Regions from separate parts of the Homo sapiens genome. Here region 1 is linked to region 2. Evidence: chromatin loops called from intact Hi-C (ENCODE). Cell type or tissue: endothelial cell of umbilical vein. All regions are shown on one strand. Links, peaks and the distances in the headings refer to the core of each region. The heading gives the core; the rest is flanking DNA.

Region 1 (8,749 bases), core at 3,526-6,025, 58 kb after region 2:
ATCAGTAAATCATTGTGGGTGATAGATGTTTAATGTGTAATTATTCAGGTAATGGATTAAATTACTTATCAGGACATGTTTCATTTAAGAAAATATAATAATTTTCAGTAAATTCTCTGGTACTTTGAAGAGTTTTATTTAAGAAAAGAAACAGGAAGTAAACAAGGTCATTAAATTGTATTAGGAAAAGAGCCACATTCATTTAACTATTGTTATTGCTGTTTTCTGGCAAAACATCTAGCATATAACAAATTTGCAATATTTGTAAAGTTTTCTTCTTATGTTACTATCAAAGAAATATATTAAAAGCTGCTGAAACATTATTGCAGGTATTTGATATAACTAATGAGTTAGGGTAGTTCCTTTCAATTTTTTAAGCCTGCAAATTAACTAATTACAAGGATAGCTTCTGCTTGCTAATAATTTTAATGCATATAAATTTTCTATTTTAGTTAATCCTGATGCTTTTCTGTATAGAATAGAAATTTAATAGATCTGTTTATTTGATTATTCTTTTTTAAGAAGTCAGTGGAGATATGAATAAAAAGACAGGATAGGAAGGGAGGGAAGAGAGTGAATGGAATCAGTGGCATTTTTAAAAACAAAATATAATATTGAAAGATGAAAATAATATCTGTCTGTGACCTGCAGTTTCAATAGAAAATTTTGCATAGCAAACTAAAGAAGATAATTTTATCCATAGTAGGTTTTAAAAAATATTTAATGAGTATGTTGAATTGTTCATATAAAAAGTTTAAACCATTTTAAACTTTTATAGACCTTAACCCAAAAGCATGATTTTAATTTTATAGACCTTAACCCAAAAACTGGATACAATTTATGAGAAATTATGAATAATTAGATGTATAGGTGAATTTTATATGAGAATTCTCAAAAGCACGAAGCAGTAGCATCAATAATATGAAAAACTATACATCAGTATCAGAGTTAAAAAATTAATAAAGCTTTAGAAAAATCTTTGCCTTTTTGTTTTTTTGAGATGGAGTCTCACTCTGTTGCCCAGGCTGGAGTGCAGTGGCATGATCTCGGCTCACTGCAAGCTCTGCCTCCCGGGTTCACGCAGTTCTCCTGCCTCAGCCTCCGGAGTAGCTGGGACTACAGGCGCCTGCCACCACGCCCGGTTAATTTTTTTGTATTTTCAGTAGAGACTGGGTTTCACCGTGTTAGCCAGGATGGTCTCGATCTCCTGACCTCGTGATCCACCCGCCTCGGCCCTCCAAAGTGCTGGGATTACAGGTCTGAGCCACCGTGCCCAGCCAATTTTTGCCCTTTCTTAAAGGCAATTAAGATTGAGATGAATTTCTGTTGTATTCATAAAATACTGATTTTAGAGAGAATTTTTATTGGAAAATACTGTTTAATGATAATTTTGTCATAATTTTACAAAGTTGTTTCTGTTGAAAACCTCTTAGCCTTGAAATTAGGCCTACTTAAACAATCACCAACCTTTTCTTTTTAACTTTATCATATACAAAAGAAAAAGTGATGAAAAATTTGGAAAACACTGTGGTATGAAAGTAATAGAGGATTATCTTTTTAGTCCTATTACTAAGAGATAACTCATATATATTATATATATACTAATATATATAATTTTTGATATATTTTCTTATGAAACATATTGCTCTGGTTCCTTTTTTTTTTTTGCCATACTATTTATTTTATTTATTTAGACAAGATCTCACTTTTCCACACAGGCTGGAGTGCAGTGGTGTGATCACAGCTCACTGCAGCCTTGAACTCCTGGGCTCAAAAAAGATCCTCCCACCTTGGCCTCCCCAGTAGCTAGGACTACAGATGTGTGCCACTATGCCTAGCTAAATTTTTTTTTTTGAGACGGAGTCTTGCTCTGTCGCCCAGGCTGGAGTGCAGTGGTGCAATCTCGTCTCACTGCAACCTCTGCCTCCCGGGTTCAAGCAATTCTCCTGCCTCAGCCTCTCGAGTAGCTGGGACTACAGGTGCCTGCCATCATGCCCGGCTAATTTTCATATTTTTAGTAGAGACAGGGTTTTTCAACATATTGGCCAGGCAGGTCTTGAACTCATGACCTTGTGATCTGCCTGCCTCAGCCTCCCAAAGTGCTGGGATTACAGGCATGAGTCACCATGCCCGGCCCTCTGCTAAATTTTTTAATAAAAATTTTTAATTGTGGTAAAATGTACTTAACATAAAATTTGCCATTTTAACTGTTTTTGAGTACACGGGTCATTGGTAGTAAGTACATTCGTGTTGTGTGTTACCACTATTGTCATCCAAACACAGAACATTTTCTGTCTTGCAAAACTGAAACTGTACTCATTAAAGAGCAGTTCCTTATTCCCCCGTCTTCCTGGCCCACCATTCTACTTTCGGTCTCTGAGTATCTCATATGAATGTAATTATACAGTATTTGTCCTTTTGTAACGGGCTCATTTCACTGACAATGTCTTCAGGGTTCATGCATGTTAAACCATGTGTCACAATTTTCTTCCTTTTTATTGCAAAATAACATTCCATTGTGTTTATACACCACGTTCTTTTCATCCATTTGCCCATTAATGGACAGTTGTGTCACTTCCAGCTTTTGGCTATAGGGAATAATACTGGTATGAACATGGCTGTATAAATATCTGCCCAAGCCTCTGTGTTCAACTATTTGGGTATATACCCAGGAGTAGAATTGCTGGATCAGATGGTAATTGCATTTTTAATTTTTTGAGGCACTTTCATACTGTTTTCCAAGTGGCTGCACCATTTTTCATTTCCACCAGCATTGTGTAAGGGTTCCAGTTTCTTTACATCCTCACCAACATTTACTTTCATTTTTTTGGTATTTACTTTCTCAGTAGGTGTGAAATGGCATGTCATTGTGGTTTTGTTTTATATTTTTCTAATGCTTAATGTGATGTTGAGCATCTTTTCATGTGCTTCTTGGCCATTTGTATGTCTTTTGAGAAATATCTATTCATAAAGTTCTTTGCCTGTTTTTGAATTGGATCATTTGTTTTTTTTGGTGTTAAGTTTTAGGATTTCTCTATGTATTCTTGATATTAATCCCCTTTTAGATACATGATTTGGTAACATTTTCTTTCATTTTACAGGTTGCCTTTTTACTGTGTTAGCAGTGGCCCGTGCTGCACAAAAGTTTTAAATTTTGATGAAGCCCAACTTGTCTGTTTCCGCTTGTTGCTTATGCCTTTGTTGTTGTATTAAAAAAAAATTGCCAAATCCATGTCATGAAGCTTTTCCCCTTATGTTTTCTTCTAAAAGTTGTATAGTTTTAGATCACAAATTTTGGTGAATTAATTGATTTTAAGTTTGGAATATCATGTAAGGGTCCAGCTTTTTTTTACGTGTAGATGTCCACTTTTTCCAGCACCATTTGTTGGAAAGACTGCCTTTGCCCCAGTGAATGGTCTTGACACTGTTACAGAAAATATTTTGACTGTATATGCAAGGGTTTGTTTCTGGGCTTTCTATTCCATTCCATTGGTCTGTATGTTCTTATGCTGATACCAGCTCACTGTTTTGATTACTGTTGCTTTGTAGTACATTGTGAAATCAGGAAATGTTTTTCCGTCAACTTTCTTCTTTCTCAGGATAGTTTTGGTTATTCAGGGTCCCTTGAGATTCTGTATGAATTTCAGGAGAGATTTTTCTTTTTCTCCAGAAAAAGGTCACTTGGATTTTGATAGGGATTGAATTGAATCTGTAGATGGATCTGGGTGGTAGACATCTTAATATTAAGGGCTGGGTGCTGTATCCCAGCTCTTTGGGAGGCTAAGGCGAGAGGATTGCTTGAGGCCAGGAGCTCAACACCAGGCTGAACAATGCAGCGAGCCCCCTTCTCTGCAAAAAAAATAAAATAAAATAAGCCGAGTGTGGTGGCTCACGCCTATAGTCTCAGCTACTTGAGAGGCTAAGTCTGAAGGATTGCATAAGCCCAGGAGTTCATGGCTGCAGTGAGCCATGATTGTGTCATTGCACTCAAGCCTGGGTGACAGAGTGAGACCCTGTCTCTAAAACTACACACACACACACACACACACACACGTGTAAATATTAAGTCTTCTAGTCTTTGAACAGGGGTGTCTTTTTACTTATGTTTTCTTTAATTTTGCTCAGTTATGTTTTGTAGTTTTGTTTATTTCATCTTCTAGGTAATTTATTCTTTTTTGATGCTCTTGCAAATGGAATTATTTGTTAATTTCATTTTCAAATTATTCATTATTGTTATATAGAAACTAGTCAGCGTGAGCCTGTAGTCCTAGCTACTTGGGAAGCTGAGGTGGGAGGATCCCTTGAGCCCAGAAATTCAAGGCTGCAGTGAGCTATGATTGCACCAGGGCACTCCAGCCTGGGTGACAAACCAAGACCTTGCCTCAAAAAAAAAAAAAAAAAAAAAGCCAATTTTTATGTGTTGATTTCATATCCTGTTGCTTAGGTAATATCCTAGTCAATGGTGAAAGACTGAAAGCTTTTCCTCTAAGATCAAGAATAAGACAAGGGATCCCTGCTTTTGCCATGTCCACTCAACATAGTATTTGAAGTTATAGTCCAGAAATTAGACCAGAAAAAGACAAATAGCATTTAAATTGGAAAGAAAGAAGTAAAATTGTGTCTGTTCACAGATGATATAATCTTATACTTAGAAAACCATAAAGACTTCACAACAAAGCCTACTGGAACTAATAAATGAATTTGGCAAATTAGCAAGTACAAAATCTCTGCCTTCTTTTAAACATAGTTTTAGCTAACACTGCATTAAAATTGTAGATCCTGCTTTTTTGCCTAACATCTATCCTCTACATTTCTCTTCATGAGTAGTAATTTAGGATCATTTTTAATGGCTGCATAATATTTAATCTTATAATGACCCATTTCCTTAATGTTTGACATTGTAGTTTCCAGTTCTAGGGAGCATTATAAGCAACTGGGATAAATACCATTGCAAGCCTTTGTCTGCATCTCTGATTTTTTAAAATGTATATTCATAGTAGTAGAATTAATAATCACAGGGTATGAACTTGAAAGCCACAAAAATCTATCTCCTGACACTCTTCACAAATTGTGTAAAGGTTGTACTGACTGCCATTGTCCTCAGTCAGTGTTGGGGTGTTTTTATCTCACTCATCACACCCTTGTAAGCATTAATTATTTATTTGCAGTTTATCTTGTTTTAAAACACAAATATTTGGCCAAAACAGGAGGAGTTTTACATCCTAAGGGGATGCAGCATTGAATGTTACTCTTTCTCTGCTAATTGGATATTTGAAAATAATATTTCGTTGTTTCAATTTGCATTCCTTTAATAGGGTGAATTTTTTTCATGTTTATGAGCAACTTGTATTTTTAGTGAATTGTTATTTAGTACTTATTAGGGTTTTGAGTTTTTTATATTTGTTATGAGCTTTCTTTATATTATTACAGATATTATAACCTTTTTGTCATATTTCATAGTTTGCTTAGCCAGTTGTTTGATAGTAAGTCTTTTTGAATTGTATGTTTATTTTAAAGTCTATGCAATGGGATATTGTCATTAATTCCAGTAGTCAGGTTATGTGTGCTTGCCTTCCTTCCTTTTTTCTTTTGTTTTAGGAGATTGTAAAAATTAATAAACAAGTGAAGTGAGAATGCTTGTTTGTAATAATTAAGAAAATAGTCAATTTAAGTTTCATAAGCATTTTGCAAACATTTATATACAGTTGATATGACTGAGATTTTATTGTTTCCTTTTTTGTTCATTAAAATTTGGCTTCTTTAAGGATGTCTATAAACAGCAATTATAAAGTTAAGCGTTTTAAAATTCCTACAGCGTAATGAAATACTATATCTACAGATTTGAGAAATTTGAGGGATCTGTATATGAGATGGCAATAGAATGAAACAGTAGAAACTAATACTTTGTCTTTAATTTTCTACAAATTTAATGTTTCTATTTCTGTGCACATGATACTTGCTTTATGTTCTTTTGTATTTAAACATGTTTGTATTTATTATCTTCTTTCTAGTTGTTTCACTCCTCGTGTGGTACTTGTTTAATATTACATATCAGTTACGTTATCTTGTCTACCTCTTATACCTAGAAATTAGTGGAAACTGGCAGTGTACCTGCTGTTTCTTGAGATCATGACAAGACAAAAACAAATCCTGTTGTCTCATTAACATATTTTAAAGTATATTTTTTAAAACTTAACATAATTGCATCTTCAGCAAAATATGAATAGTATAATACCCAGGCTCCTTCTCTGGAATTGTCTGGTTCCTCTTTCTTTCTAGGATATCAGTAGCAAAACATTTATGGGAGCACCACATGTAAGATGCTGAAGTGGTGTCTTTTTTTGCTTGGTCCTGTACAATCAGAGTACCACTTGAGGCCATTCTAATGCTGTAGGCTGAGGTAACTTGCGTCTTCATGTAAGTTACTTAATAGATTGTTAAATTTTATTTACTTTTTAATAAAGTAAAATACTTGTGAAAGCACATTTATCGGCACCAGGGAAAGAAAGTGTTGGCATTCATAATTGAAATCAACGAATCACCTACCTAACTGGGTTAGGGCCCTGGCTCCATCTCCTTTAGGAAAACCTTCTGTGGGGAGTGGGGCTTCGACCCTAACCCAGGTGGGCTGTAACACTGCTGTGTTTTCTAAGGGGCAGAGTTTTCTACTACTTTTCCGCTGGCCCAGCCTTCCAGATCACCCCAACCAGTGCTCCTATATAACCATCCTGTGCTCCTATAGAACTTTGTTTTGTACCTCTGTTTTAACAATCAGCACATTCTGCTTTGTATTATACCTATTTGTTTGCATGTCTGTCTTCCCTTAATAGATTGTAAGTTCTTTGAGGACAGGAGTCATGTCTTAGTCATCTATGTATGGTTCCTTGGAGTCTAGCACAGTGCTTTACCCATCTCAGAAAGTAAATTCTTATTTTAAAGTGATGAATGTGCTGCAACCCAGCTAGTGAAAAAGAACCCTACTGGGAGTTATCACAAGTTTTCTGACTATTAACATATGATAATATCAAAGGACAGGAAAGCAGAATCACCCAATTGTGGTAAAACTGTGAGTTACCAATTTTAAACATGTCAATATATAATAAAAAATACTAAAAAGCTTATAATGCCAATTCTCATCAGGTACAAATTTGATTCCTGAAATCACCAAGGGGAAAAATGTAAAATTACCTGAAATGCGTTATTTTAAAGATGTTAAAGGAAGAAACAGAAGTCCTCACAATTGACTTAAATATTCAAATCTTTGATAATTTACTTGAATTTCTGAATTGAGTTTTAGGAAACTCAGACTACTTTTTCTCAATGTAGCTTTTCCTTCATAGATAGGCAATTCTGGTTCAACCAGGAATTGTGATGACATCATAAACACGTAAACTCTTAGCAATTTATTTATTTTAAAATATTCTCTTAGAGTGCTTTTTACTTACTATCTGTTCCAAAAGAAACCCCCTCAAAGGAGAATAGAGTTCACTGCTCTTTGGGACAAGATTACCTTTATATCCAGCAGTTATCAAAGTTGGTTTAGATTATGGCCTCAAGCAAATTTTACTAAAATGTGAAAATATGCCACCTTCCAAGTCAGAAATAAACTTTGGAGTATGTTCATTTAAAGAGTTTTTACATATTTATAATTGAATTTCCACAATTAGAATAAACAGTTGCATGTCTTTTTGTACTTTGTTAAATAATGAAATGGAAGTAATGACAATATAACTTCAGGATTGTTATTTCTCTACAAGGTAAAGCACTTTAAGAGATCAAATTATACATAATAAAATATTAAGCTTTTTAAATGATAAACTCTAATACTGGCATGTATTGCAATGAACGAGTTCACACACTCATATCTTGTGGATTATAAAATGACATTATTCTTTTGGAAAGTATTATGTTATAAGAACCATAAGAAGTTCATACTCTTTGATTCATTAATTCTAGTCTTAGGAAACGATGCTTGAAAAACAGTTTTTAAAAAGTGTATTCAGTTTAGCTAATGTTTGTCACGTACCTCATACGAATTAGACACTGTGGTGGGAGCTGCAGATTAAAAAAATGAAAGGTTTAATGTTATTAGAAGAAAGATGTTTATTGCAGTCTTATTAAAGAGGAAAAGAAAAATGGAACAACCTTGATGTTCAACAATTTGTGAATGCTGTTAAATTAATATTTTGGCATATTATGCAGCTTTAAAAGTGATAATTGTACATACTTTAGGAAAATGTAGAGAAAATTTAAGTAAAAAAAATTAATTACATCAGCACTAGAATTATGTATTTAAAAAGTCTTATAGACCAGGGACAGTGGCTCATGCCTATAATCCCAGCACTTTGGGAGGTTGAGGCGGGAGAATTGCTTGAGTCCAGGAGTTCAAGACCAGCCAGGGCAGCATAGCTATACCCTCATCCCTACCAAAAAAAAAAAAAAATTAGCCTATTGTAGTGGCGCAAGCCTTGTAGTCCCAGCTACTCAGGAGGTTGAGGTGGGAGGATTGCTTGACTCCAGGAGTACAAGGCTATGGTGAGCTATGATTATGCCATTGCACTCCAGCCTGGGCAATGGAGCAAGACCCTGTCTCAACGGAAAATATATATATTATAAAGTAATGGAGATCATTATTTTATATTATGGCAGAATTTTGCCTGACCAAAATTGTCTTTTCCCTAAAAAACAACTATTATTTCCTAGCAAATTGGAAATTTCATATAATGATGTTATTCAGTATTTTATATTT
Region 2 (8,749 bases), core at 2,417-4,916:
GAATTGTTATTCCTCTTGTATTCAACTGAATATTTATGGTTAGCTTACAGAAATTTGCAGTTGTGAAACAGAACAGAAACTTGTGTTGAATTCGGCTACTACTTAAATATGCATTTTTAATACTCTTTAACACCTCCTCCCTCCTCATATAATCTCTCAAGGCCTGTGATTACATATTGCATATTGAAGTCACTTCTTTTTTCTCTTTCATAGATATTAATGCCTTCCAATGCACTGTTGTTGATAGAATATAAAACTATGAGGTAAAAATATCTCAGGGTTTTGCCTTTCTTTGAATATAGAATCTAACCTTTCCACCATATTGGGTATTTATTTAGAGAGGGTACTCAAGTATTTTGCCACACTCTTTTTTAGTTTGTTTGTTTGAGACAGCGTCTTGCTCTGTTTCCCAGGTTGGAGTGCAGTGGTGCGATCTTGGCTCACTGCAACTTCTGCCTCCTGGGTTCTAGCAGTTCTCATATCTCAGCCTCCTGCGTAGCTGGGATTATAGGCGCATGCCACCATGCCAGCTAATTTTTGTACTTTTAATAGAGATGGTGTTTTACCATGTTGGCCAGATTCGTGTCGAACTCCTGACCTCAGCCAGTCCACGCGCCTCAGCCTCCCAAAGTGCTGGGATTACAGATGTAAGCCACTGCGCCCGGCATTGTCACCCTCTTAAGTCATTTTCAACTGGAATTCAGGAGTCACTATGTGGGACACTGTGAGCCGGTAGAATATTCTAAAACTCAGAAATACATATTAATCCTCAGAAATTAGAAATTTCTTTTCCAAGTTTTTCATTTTCCATTTCTTGGACTATTTGCTGTTACAATCTGTGTTTACTATAATCTTTCCAAATTAAATATTAGTTTTGTCTCTGTTCTACTTATTTGATTTATTCAGTCATTCCCTCCCACTTTTCAATTATTCAGCCTGTTAAAAGTACAACTGTTTCTTTTCTGGAAAAAATAAGCCAAAGCTAGAAATTGTTCAAGCAGGAGATTTTGTTTGTGGAGTGAAAGTGAACCTCACTAAAATAGCAGTGTGTTACATCCTGGACTGGCATGTATACAGAAAACAGCAAATTGATCTGTAAGGCACTGTTGTAGTAAAGGAGTGCAAGTTATAATCTCAGCTGAATGATAAAAGGTGATTTATATGAGAAGATTACAGGTCAGGAAATGATTTATTCCAAATGCAAATACTTGAGCGCATTGTTCAGTAGAGACAACATTTTTGTGTAGGCTATTTCGCAGACAATGTGAGATTTTAATTGGTGTTCTAAAGATATGCTATTGGTATGAGGAAGTGTTGTGAGGAGGGCATTTTACAGCAGATATTATTCTAGGGCAATTTTTTTGTCCATTACAAATCTTTGTGAGTTTTTTCAGTGCCCTGTAAATTACGAAGTTAATCACTCCAACTGTTGGGAACAGGAACTATTCCAAACTCAGGTGAACTTAGAGAATTTCACTCTCTCATTCTTTCAGTTTGTTTCATCCACCTTTGTGTAGCTTCTTAAAAGCACATAGGCTTGGTCAATCTTTTTTTTTTGTTTGTTTTTCTTAATAGATGCGCTCTGACTTTGTTGCCCAGGCTGATCTTGAACTCCTGGGCTCAAGTGATCCTTCCCGCCTTGGCCTCCCAAAGTGCTAGGGTTTACTGCGTGAGCCACTGTGCCTGGCCCAGGTTGGTCAATCTTTATCTCATTGCTTAGAGAGAACCTCCTCTGGAAATCTTCCTCTCTCGGTAGCTTATTCCTCTCTAGTATTGTGTCCTGAGAACTCCAGAGTCTTAGCCTCCCTGGACTTCTTTCTAGCCTTATCTCCTTGACTTACAAAGGCTCCTGAATCCCATGTGATTTCCCCCTTCTTTGCAGGATAGTTTGGAAACTTCAGTCAGTTAAACTGGTGTGATCAGAAAGCTTACATAATTTGTTTCCCATAACCTAGTCCATTGCCGTTTGTAACGTATGTTGCATCTTAATTGTTTCATCTGTTTTTCCAGGTTTTTTGTTGTTTCAGGCAGAAACATAAATGCCAACTCTGCTAATTCATCTCACTGAAAACAGAAGTCTGCTTATTAAATTTTAGCTTTTTGTTATTAAAATTTAAATAAAATGTACATGTTGGGTACCCAATAGATGTTAGCCCCAAAGCTGCAAAATACTGGCTTGTAGAAGTGTTTTGTTGGTTTATATGACAATTTAGATTTTGGGACATTAAACATAAAAACTGGATTTGGGATTTCTCTTGATACGTTTATACTGTAATATTTTGTTTGCATTTCAGCATTTAGCTGTAACTGAAATGATTCCTAGTTTAGTCACAGCATACCCTCTCTAAATTGTTAGCTTAATTTTCCCTTTTTTTTTTTTTTGGAACTCAATTTATATCGTATGGGCCAGGTACAGTGACTCAGACCCGTAATCCCAGCACTTTGGGAGACTGAGGTGGGAGGATTGCTTGAGGCCAAGAGTTCAAGATCAGCCTGGGTAACATAGTGGGACCCCATATGTACAAAAAATAATTAACTGCATGTGGTGGTACACGTGTGTAGTATCAGCTACTTGGGAGGCTGAGGTGGGAGGATCACTTGAGTGCCAGAGGTCGAAACTGCAGTGAGCCATGATCTCACCCTTGCACTCCAGCCTCAGCATCAAAGCGAGACCCTGTCTCAAAAAAAAAAAAAAAAAGAAAAGAAAAGAAAAGAGTACATTGTTTCTTGCCCAGTAGAGTTTGAAAATTGTCATTGAGGAGATATGAATATTATCATCATGGTTTGTGAATGACGTAATTGAATTATGAGTTATTCCTGATGTTACAGTTAAGCCATTGCTGCTATTTTTTAAATTCTCAGTATCTAAATAAATAAATAACTCCCTTAGGCCGGGCGCGGTGGCACAAGCCTGTAATCCCAGCACTTTGGGAGGCCAAGGCGAGCGGATCACCTGAGGTTAGGAGTTCGAGACCAGCCTGACCAACATGAAGAAACACCATCTCTACTAAAAATACAGAATTAGCCGGGCATGGTAGCGCTTTCCTGTAATCCCAGCTACTCGGGAGGCTGAGGCAGGAGAATCGCTTGAACTGGGGTCGGGAGGCAGAGGTTGTGGTGAGCCCAGATCGCGGCATTGCACTCCAGCCTGGGCAACAAGAGCAAAACTCTGTCTCAAAAAAAAAAAATGATAATAATAAAATAAATAAATCCCTTGTTTGAGATCCATGTATATAGGAAAACAGATTATTTTTATTTTGTGTTTATAACCTATGGTAGGTTGACAGTGAAGAGAAGAACTCAGGACAGTTAATGAAAGCATCACCTTTTCTTTACTGAGATCTCCTGTGTAAGGAAATCATTCAGTTAGTCTTAGAATTGTCATGAAAGATTAAGAAATGTTCATAGCATTGTGATCATCATCTTAGGTATTCAGTCGGTGAATTTCTGTTTTTAGGTGTAATCTAAAAGTTCTGTAAAATAAACATCAACAATGTTGTATGCTTCTTATGGCTGTTCTAGGTCTCTGTGTTTTTATTATGAACTTGTATCTGATCTTTTCAAGTTTTTGTCTCATGGTATTTTTTCCTCAATGCCAATTAACAGTGGTTAAACAAAATAGATAAGGTTTTCCTTCTAAGTCCAGAAGTAGACATTCCAGAGTTGATGTGATCATTTAAGGATGCCAGGGCTGTTGAAGACTGGGCTGTTGTTCTCTTGGTCTTTTCCTCATGGTCAGTTACAATATAGCTGATACTGTTGTTGTCTTCCTTAGTTCAGCTCCAGGCAGGAAGGAGGAGGAAGCAGAAAAGGGCAAGAAGGCTCATAGTGTCACACACACACAATGGGTGGGTTCATTTGCTTGGTGGATGACAAGTCCAGTGACCACAACCAAGTATGATTTCACAGGGGGATTTTATTACTTGCACCAAGTAAGGAGGACACTAGGGATAGTCCCAAAGGCAGTGCCTCCCCAAACAAAGGTGAACACCCGGGCTAGTTAGCTGAGTCATTGTATTAGAGGTGGAATAAAGGCAGTGCAGGCACATTTATCATGCTTTTACATACATCAGATGTATAGAAAATGGCACATAAACTACTTCCTGGGTGGGGATTTTAGTATGGTAGTGAGGAGAGTTTGCCAGAAGTTCATCTCCAGTTTAGTCATCTCTGGACCCAACCACTGGGCTGAGCTTCTTTCTGGAACTTCTTGAAACAACAAGAACTCAAGGCGCAACAGTTACAAAAGTGAGTTTTCTTTTTCTTTTTCTTTTCAGACGGAGTCTTGCTCTGTCGCCAGGCTGGAGTGCAGTGACGCCATCTTGGCTCACCGCAACCCCTGTCCCCTGGGTTCAAGCGATTGTCCTGCCTCAGCCTCCCGATTAGTTGGGACTACAGGCATGCACCACCATGCCCAGCTAATTTTTGTACTTTTAGTAGAGATGGGGTTTCACCTTGTTGGCCAGGGTGGTCTCTATCTCTGGACCTCGTGATCCGCCCGCCTCGGCCTCCCAAAGTGCTGGGATTACAGGCGTGCGCCACTGCGCCCGGCCGCAAGTGAGTACTTTTTCACAGTGCATACCCCAAAACCTGGGGACCCTGAGTTACAATATCACCTTAGTTTGCCCCTAGTCAAGGAGCTTTCTAAAACTCACCCCAAGTCATCTCAAATATTACATCTTATTTACCAGAATTACGTCATATTATCGTCTCTGTCTTCCAGAACCTTAAAAATTTTAGGATAGTCCATTATTGCACCTAGCAAAATCAGTGTTCTTTTGGTAAGAAAGCAGGAGTAGATGGATACTGTATTTACAACTTGAAGTCCCTACCTCAGAAACCACCATACTTTAGGAGCCTTCTGTTATACCCATAGGTTGGCCTCATTTTCCATAACTGTGCCTCTTCTGAAAGCATAAAACTACAATATGTCATTCTTACATATTTCTGTACATTAATCTTATTTTTTCCCTTAGCTTTTATTCTCTTAACTTCCTCAATAATTAAGTTGGTCTTTTTGAATGAGATGGTTGCCCTCCAAATGTTTTGAAAGCAGAAGTGATTAATGTTTGTAAGTCAATATATGTTATAGTATTTTATTGTTCATACTCTGTCATTTCCTCCTTTCACAGACCAGTAGATATACTTGGTTATAAAGTCTATAATCCCTGAATTTGTTTGCTTTTCATGACCATCTGCACTGGTTTTATTGTCATCTAATGTAGGTGTTAAGCCATTGTCACTTTTTTAAAAAAATAGTTTTGCCAGAGTCAGTGGATCACGTCTATACTCCTAACACTTTGGGAAGCGAGGTGGGAGGATTGCATGAACCCAGGAGTTCGTCTTCATCGAACGAAACAAAACAAAACAAAAATTAGCCGGTATGGTGTTAAACACCTTGTAGTCCCAGCTACTCGGGAAGCTGAGGTGCGAGGATCTCATGAGCCCAGGAATTCCAGGATGCGGTGACCTGTGATCATGCCACTGCTCTCCAGTGAGTGAGCTCTTGTCTCTAAAATAAATAAATTAGATAGTTTTATTGAGATATAATTTACATAGCATAAAATTAAACCTTATAAAATTCATTGATTTGTAGTATACCACAGAGTTGTGCAACCATGACCCCTATCTAATTTTAGTATACCCCCAAAAGAAACTCACTATCCGTTAGCAGTCACTTGTGTTCCTCTTCCTGCCACTTCCAGCCCTTTGGCAACCGCTTATCTACTCTCTTGTCTCTATGGAAATGTCTGTTGTGAACATTCCATATAAATGAAATCATATAATCTGTGCCCTTTTGCATCTAGCTTTCTTTCACTTAATGCTCTCAAGATTTATTCATGTTGTAGCATGTTGTTAAGACAACTTCCTTATCAGATAATGATTTGCAAATATTTTCTTCTATTCTTTAGCTTGTCTTTTCACTCTTGATTTTGATGAAGCCCAATTTATGTTTTCTTTTGTTACTTGTGCTTTTGGTGTCACATCTAAGAAACCATTGCCCAACTCAATGTCACAAAGATATTCTTATATGTTTTCTTCTAAGAGTTTGATAGTTATGGGTCTTACATATTGGTCTCTGATTTGTTTTGAGTTAGTTTTGTATATGGTGTGAAGTAATTTCCCAACTTTATTTTTTGTATATGGAAACCCAGTTGTCCCAGTACTATTTAAGAGACTCTTCTTTCCCCCATTGAGTTGTCTTGGAACCATACCAACTTTTTTAAAAAGTGGCTTTAGAAATAGTTGTGCATAAATAAACATGATTTTTTTATTCTTAATATTGAATCTGGATATTTAGAAATGGGATAGAGTTTTTAGTCCTTAGATAAGAGCTTACTTCCCTGTTTACAATTACTAGGATAGCAAGTAGCTCACAGTAGGAACTCTGAATAGGTTTGTTGAATATATATGGATGGTGTCTTGAGAGGAAATTGAGTGGGTGAATTTAAATGCTGTTGGAGCATTCAGTTAGAGATACTAAAATCATAAACCTTCTTATTTGTAGTAATATAGTGCTATAATAAGAGGCATAGTGATGATTCTTCTTTTTGCTTTGGTTTTTTATTTTGATTGTGCTGAGTATTCATACTTGTTTGAGATGCCAAGGTGCTGCTTTCTCAACTGGCAAATGTTTTAGAATAGGAAAACCTTTGCTCACAACATTTTCCCTGCAGGCTACTTTAAATTTTGCCTTGAATCTCAAAGCCTATGTAACATTGTATCAAAGCAACTCGTTTTATGCATCTGTGTTGGTCATTAATGCTGTTTGCCAAATAGTTTTTGTTCTCATCCTTCATGTTAGGGGCTGTGACTAATTCTGGCCAATAAATGAGTTGTGAGAAAAACAGATGTTTGAAAGGAAATTGTGCATCCTAATATTGCTGCAGTATTTAAGTTCCAGTATGAGATCTTCAAAGCTGTCTTTTTTTTTTCTTCTTCCGTTCTCAGATCCTGAGGCAACATTTTGAGGTGCTATTCCCCCTGAGTTAAAAAAGACCTGTCAGGCTGGGCTCGGTAGCTCATGCCTGTAATCCCAGCACTTTGGGAGGCTGAGGTGGGTGGATCACCTGAGGTCAGGAGTTTGAGACCAGCCTGCCATCATGAAGAAACCCTGTCTCTACTAAAAATATAAAATTAGGCAGGTGTGGTTGTGCATGTTTGTAATCCCAGCTACCCGGGAGGCCGAGGCAGGAGACTCTCTTGAACCCGGGAGGTAGAGGTTACGGTAAGCTGAGATCGTGCCATTGCACTCCAGCCTGGGTAACAAGAGTGAAATTCCGTGCCCCTCCCCCCCACCAAAAGAAAGACCTGTCAATAAGGAATGGACAGCCTGAAGAAGTAAATTTTATTTTAAGCCAGAGATTTTATGGTTCTTTGTGTAGCTACATAACCTGGCTTACCTTGACCGAGTATTTTTTTCTTGTTAGATTCTGAGACTTAGATAAGAGTATTATTATTATAATAGTATGGGTATTTCAGAAATACTTAGATAAAAGTCAAGGATAAGGGAAAGTTAAGATACATGGTATTGAACAATTAGCATTTTTGAGTTTTACTTTCTTGCCCTTATTGTTTTTTCTCTTTTTTTCATTGTTCTTAATTTTCTTTTATGTTTTGTTTCCATAGTCTAACTGGTGAGGTAATCACGATCAATAGTAACTTGAACTGAAGAATGGTTTTGTTCCAGTATATGTTTCTGCTTATAGTCACTGAAAAGTTTCTCATCTATTCCAAAGCCCTGCTTCTGTGCAAATTTAGTTCCTACTACATCAAGAAAGGAATTTTAAGGATCAGAACTACAGAAACATTCAGTTGATTTCTTTGACCTGTTGAACACTGTTCTGACATTTCAAGTAGTGAATGTTTTGTAATGAATGAGTCTTTTGTAATCTTTGTGAAATAATTTGTAAAATTTCGTTAATTGATCTTTTGTCAATATTAATGCAAGTTAGAGAAAAATGTTCTTTACTGGCACTGTGTAATTGAAATCAGTTACAAAGAATATTCTTAGTATGCAAACTTAAGTATATACATTTGCAAAGGAGAATTTTATTTAAAAAAAGTGATTGATGTAGTTTCTTTACTGTGAAAAGAAAAATGTTTTCCTGTTTTTAAGGTGACTTGTTTTTTTAGTCCCCTCCTCTCATATGAATTCCTTCATAAAATCTATGATGTTTGGTAAAGTAATTGATCAGCTGTCTTAATATATATATATGTGTGTTGTGTGTATTTTTAGGGCTGGAAATTGATTTTTAATGATAAAGTACAGTGGACAGCACAGAGGGGGCTAAGCCAAACTGTCTGGGATGCTGTGGTGGCAATGAGCTGGCCACACAAACTGCTGCTGCTGCTGCTTCTAGGTGGCTGCCTTGCTGGTGAGGTCCTTGCCTTCTCTGTAGCTGCCAGTGCCATCTCCTTTGCCTGCTCCTTGGCTTCCTTGGCTGTCTCAACAAGTGTTTTAGAAGGGGCCTTGCATTTCATCTTTGCCAAGATATATTCAAAACCCTTCATAGTCTTGGTCACGTTGCTTTTGAACTGGGCAAGACCAAATTCCTGGACACTTCTGGAGACACCAAATAAGCTAGAGGAGACCCAGGCTTCTCTGCGGATTTCGGTCCAGCCACTGTTGTTAGAGTTCATACAGTAAACACACTGTTTCTCCACCACCATCAGCCGGGCATGGTTGATGTTCCAGGTGAAGGTGGTCATGGTCTGATTCTGTGGGTCCACAATAGAGTCCTCCAGG

The links. Peaks named below come from ENCODE experiments on the same cell type or tissue, not always from the same donor. Only the 100,000 strongest peaks of a DNase experiment are listed, where the experiment ranks them.
Region 1: a loop joins it to region 2, with 2.9 times the contacts of the local background. A loop is called at or near these places in 6 of 110 quality-filtered maps.

Annotation. Positions count from the first base shown.
Region 1 is chr10:63,370,840-63,379,588 of GRCh38, reverse strand. The region is part of intron 2 of JMJD1C (jumonji domain containing 1C); the gene reads left to right. It overlaps MIR1296 (microRNA 1296), which reads left to right and starts at 6,541; the gene lies at 6,541-6,632. In endothelial cell of umbilical vein, for the core only: no CTCF peak of the experiment used is centred there; no DNase peak of the experiment used is centred there; H3K27ac peaks cover 707 bases.
Region 2 is chr10:63,427,536-63,436,284 of GRCh38, reverse strand. The region is part of intron 1 of JMJD1C (jumonji domain containing 1C); the gene reads left to right. It overlaps JMJD1C-AS2 (JMJD1C antisense RNA 2), which reads right to left and starts at 5,710. Exons shown (of 2, transcript NR_134312.1): 1 at 5,662-5,710; 2 at 5,083-5,512. It also overlaps the pseudogene PRELID1P3. In endothelial cell of umbilical vein, for the core only: no CTCF peak of the experiment used is centred there; a DNase peak (open chromatin) is centred at 3,804; H3K27ac peaks cover 1,646 bases.